Regions from separate parts of the Homo sapiens genome. Here region 1 is linked to region 2. A link is an interaction called in ENCODE POLR2A ChIA-PET data of the cell type or tissue named here. Cell type or tissue: K562. All regions are shown on one strand.

What was found. Peaks named below come from ENCODE experiments on the same cell type or tissue, not always from the same donor. Only the 100,000 strongest peaks of a DNase experiment are listed, where the experiment ranks them.
Region 1: POLR2A ChIA-PET joins it to region 2 with 13 read pairs; 3 of 35 experiments call an interaction of 5 or more read pairs at or near these places.

The regions. Positions count from the first base shown.
Region 1 is chr19:28,534,552-28,537,051 of GRCh38, reverse strand. It overlaps the pseudogene LOC100420587. Among named protein-coding and RNA genes, the nearest start is that of ERVE-5, 71 kb to the left of the region's middle. In K562, no CTCF peak of the experiment used is centred here; a DNase peak (open chromatin) is centred at 1,521; H3K4me3 peaks cover 2,500 bases.
Region 2 is chr19:28,605,454-28,607,953 of GRCh38, reverse strand. ERVE-5 (endogenous retrovirus group E member 5) reads right to left here and starts at 1,266. Exons shown (of 4, transcript NR_135636.1): 1 at 850-1,266. All of the region lies in intron 1 of LOC124904681 (a long non-coding RNA gene), which reads left to right. It also overlaps the pseudogene LOC100420587. RefSeq lists an enhancer at 844-2,043. In K562, no CTCF peak of the experiment used is centred here; DNase peaks (open chromatin) are centred at 1,383, 2,183 and 2,437; H3K4me3 peaks cover 2,284 bases.

The sequences.
Region 1 (2,500 bases), 71 kb after region 2:
CTTTAAAAACATTGAGACTTATTTTGTGTCCCAGCATATTGTATCTAAAATATATGTTTCATGTGCACATAAACAAGTTACATATTTATAGTGTATGGATGCAATGTTTATTGTTAACCCAGTAAAATTGGCTAATAATGTTATTCAAACAAATAGTTGTTTTTCTTAGGCTTGCTCTTTGTGTGGAATATTTATTTGCATCTTAGTACTCTCAAACAATCTGCAGTTTTATATATAAAGTATGCCTCTTATAGGTAGCATATGGTTGGATATTGCTTTTAATATCTAGTGTGACTATTACTGCATCTTAATAGGAATGTTTAGTACATTTACATTTAATGTAATTATTGGTATGGCTGGGTTTAAGTATATCTATCATATTGCTATTTGTTTTTTTAGTCATCCCAACTATTTTTTTCCTTTGTTCTTCCTTTCTTGCCGTCACATGGATTAATCAGATATTTTTAGTGTTTCATTTTAATTTATCCACTGATATTTAGCTTAACTTCATTGTATATTTTAGAGATTTTTCTAAGTATTTATATACACATATACTTACCATAGTCTACTTAGAGTACATACTGTGCCACTACTTATACAATGCAAGAAACTTCTAACAGTAAAACTACTCTCCTCTTACAGTCCTTTATGCTATCATTGTATATATTTTGTTATCTATCCACATAATAAATGATATAATACAATGTTATTCTTTCTGGTTTAATCAGTCAATTTTATAAATTCCCAGCCTGGGCGACAGAGAGAGACTCTATCTCAAAAAAAAAACAAAACAAAATTAGCATACAGTAGAATTGGCCCTTTTGGTATTGGTATACAGATGCATGCATATTAACACACGTATGTTGTTACTGTTATATTAACTGTTATAGTAATACTGTTATATATATACTGTTATATTAACTGTTATATTAACATATGTATGTTGTTAATATGCATGATTGGCCCTTTTGGTATATTGGTATACAGATACATGCATATTAACACATGTGTAAACACCACCATAGTCAGAATTCAGAATAGTTCTATCATCCCCAAAACTTTCCTGATTCTGTTCCATTGTAAGTCACACTCACCTCCATTCCGAATCCCTGACAATCAGTTATCTGTTTTCTATCACTGTAGTCTTTTGGAAACTGTTATATAAATGAAATCTGTAGTATCAACTTTGATTCTGGCCTCATTTACTGAGCATTCAGATTGCTACGTGTATCAATAGTTTGTTGCTTTTTAGTGCTAAGTAGTGTTTCATTGTGTGGATGTACTAAAGTTTGCTTATGTATTCACCTAAGGGTTTTAGGGATTTGGGGACTGAGCTAGGAAAAACATATGACAATGAGAGGCAGTAACACACAACTTTATTGAGTGGCAGTAAGACAGGGTTGCATGAGACAGTCTAATGAGACCACCAATGAGAAAGGGAATAAGGCAAGAGAACTCTGGAGGGAGGGTTGAATATGGGGCTTATGTATGTATCTCAAGGGTGTCTCACAGCAGCACAGCAGGAAGTCTTGGGTCAGGCAAACCAAAGGCAGCAGGAATTTTGGGTTTTATAACTGCAAGGCCCTATTTATCAGTAGGTAACAGCTGTTGGGTGAGGTTTCTTGGAGTATGCAAAGCAGGAAAGCTCTAAATAGCTAAAAATTTGCTTGTTCAGGCAATTTTATAAATAACTCGGTATGTACAAATTTGAGTTTGGTTTGGGCAGGATTTTGAGCTAACTGGTCTCAACCTACAATAAACATAGGGGCCAAAACACAGAGGCCATCTTTGGCTCATTTATGTAACCATTCATCCCTTGAAGAACATCTGGGTTGTTTCCAGTGGGCAATTATAAACAGAGCCTCTATCAACATTCCTGTACCAGTTTTAGAATGAACATAAATTTATATTTCTCTAAGTACTCAGGAGTAGAATTGACGTTCTGTCATATGGTAAGTGTGTGTTTCACTTTATAAGAAACTTGCTGTTTCCCAGAGTGGCTGAACCATTTTGCATTCCCACAGCAATGTTTGCAGTTCCAACTGTTCTGCATGGTCACTCTCACTTGACATTGTCGTTATTTTTATTTATGTGTGTAATTGCATTTCAACAAGGTTTTAATTTGCATTTTCATAATGACTAACGATGTTAAATATCTTTTCATGTGCTCATTTGCTCTCCTTAAATACTGTTTGGTAAAGTGTCTGTTCACCTCTTTTGCCCATTTTTTAATTTGGTTGTTTGCTTACTTATTGTTGAATTAAAAAATTTCCTTTTAGATTCTGAATGCAAGTCTTATGTTGGATATGTGATTTGCGCATATTTTCTCCCAATCTGTAGCCTTTCTTTTTACTCTCTTAGCAGTGTTGTTTCAGAGTTAAAGTTTTTAATTTTGATGTAGTCCAATTTGTCCAAAAATTAATTTTCAGTTTTTATATTTTGAAGGTTTGTTTTTAGCTTCCATATACATTTAGGGTTTTTATGTAATTCTTATAAATGA
Region 2 (2,500 bases):
GAAAGAGGGGGGCTACTGGCACCATTTCTTGCCATGAATTCTCTGATGTTGGGTCGGACAGGACTTTAGGAGCCAACTTCCCTTGGCGGGTGGAGCAGGATTCTTCCTTGGCTGTCTGTCCCTTTGCCATTAGTACTGCTGCTGCCTGTCCTCTTAACCACCATGGGGGGCCTAAAACCAGCTGTAACCAAGTGTCTATGTATGGAAACTGGGCTGGGTATCCTGGCTTACCAGTTACCTTGTGCCATACCTTTGAAACAAGGGACCTGTCTAGGCTTCCTTCTGATGGCCAACCCACTTCTAATGCTGGCCAATCTATCTCACACAAGGTCCTAAGTTTTCCTGGGGTCATATTAACCCCATAATCTCCATTAAAACCTTTTTTGAAATTCTTTAACATAGTTCCTAATGGAGTGGGCTTACTTTGCGTCTCACCCATCTCCACCACCCTCACCCCCGCCAGACAAAAACAATGCTCACAACACAAGAAGGGAAAGGGTAAAGGGGTCACTCACTTGCCTCGCCTGACACTGGCCACTTCCCTTGCGGGAATCTCAGATCCTCTTAGGCAGGCTGGTACCAGGCACCAGCACGAACCGCCACTTAGCTGTACGAGGTATCCTACGGAACTGCAGCTCAGGGCTCAACACTCACTTCGGACGGCAACCACTGTCTATCTGTTGCCCATCCCAAACAAGCATTCACTCACTTTCACTTTCCTTTTTTTCAAACAAGCCGAGCCAAATCAAAATCAAAACTGAGACCAAAGTGCCAATAAGGGCACACCATGGGTGATCAGGCCATGCTTCCACTCAAATGGGGTGGGTAAGTTCCTGGGACCGGTCCTACCATATTCCAGATGTCCGGACTCCACGTGCCAGTTCCTTCCCAGTGTTCAGCCCCTGTGTTGATCCTCCGTGGGGGCCTGCCATGCACCACTCTGATGAGGCATTCCACTGGGGCAAATGCCTACCCAGGAGCACTCTCAGGATCCACATTGCTCAAGCTGGCCGGAGTACCCCACAGGGATGCTCCGCAGGGCAAGGCTAAGCCGCCTAAGGGGCTGCCTCCACTGTCCCTTAATCACCTCACTTCCCGGTCAGGAAACCAAGAAATGTAGCAGGACAAGCCACAGACAAAACCCTTCAGACACCAGGTTAAAGAAGGAAGAGGCTTTATTCTGCTGGGAGCGTCGACAGACTTGCATCTCAAGAACCAAGCTCCCCGAAGAAAGAGTTCCTGGCCCTTTTAAGGGCTTACGACTCTAAGGGGTCCACGTGAAAGGGTCATGATAGATCCAGCAAGCATGGGGTACGTGACTAGGTGGGGGTGGTGAGCAATGCAAGTATTTCTTCATACCGTTGTCTGTGATCTATAGATAGCACAAGCGGTTTGGGTGGGGTTTAATCTTTAACCTACAGGCCTGGCCACTGGCGCCAATCAGTCTGTTATTTTTCGGTTTTTACTTCCTCCTTTTCTTTGGAGATGGGACAGTAGGAGAAATAGCCTCTCTTCTTAGTTCCTCTGTGGTCCTTGCCCACCCAGCACCCAGCTCTTTCTTTTCTTGGAACAGCACTGCCATGTCTCTTTGGCAAACTTTCCTCACTCACTAAGGAACATCTTGGTGAGATTGTCACCCTAGCATGGGCATATGACTCAAGCATGGACAATTGGACTCATTTTCTTGGGACTTTCAGTCTTGAGGGGAGAATGCTAGATAGCAAAACATCATACTAAAAAAAAAATGAAAAAATTGTAGAGAATGCAGAAAAGAATGGTTGCAGCGGGTTCTATTGTTGGAATGAATAAACTCTGAGAGAGTTGTCAACTATTTTCTACCACCCAATGCGCTGCACGGTTCCCATTCTAATTTTAACCTGCTCAGCTGATTCTTTAGTTAATATTAAGTAGAAAAAGAACTTGTTGGAAGGATAGCAAGTTGCTTAGAGCCAGTTTTCTTTGTTTGTAATCAAACAACCTTAATGGATACCGCCCTTAAAGAAGCACAGTTGTAGTGGCTGGAAGTAGAGTGTGCTTTACTATTTAACAACAAAAGCTGAAACCTTGCAGCCTCTGAGCCTAAGATCCCATTTAGTCAGAGAAAAATTCTGCAGCAAACCTCCTGAGATAACTCCCCGGAACAGGAAGATAACTTCGGAAGCTTAGTTTATTTCCATACAAATGGAATTTTAAGTCCTTATCAGGGTAACAGAAACAAAAAAGCATGTCATACAGACACATTTAGGGTAGCCTGGTTAATTCCTTCTTCTTTTGGAACAACTACATTATCAAGATGATGCTTCACTGCCTGTTAGACTCGCTTCTGCTTGGAAGCAGATGAATTGATTTTGAACTTCTTTTGTGATATGCTTAGTGCTTTGTCAGTAAAATTACTGTAATATCTTATGCTATCTGTCATATTCCCTTCTCGCAGCAGGAGCCATCTCCAGCCAGAAGGTTCTCTGGCCTACATTTTCAGAGTGTTCACAATGCAAGCTCA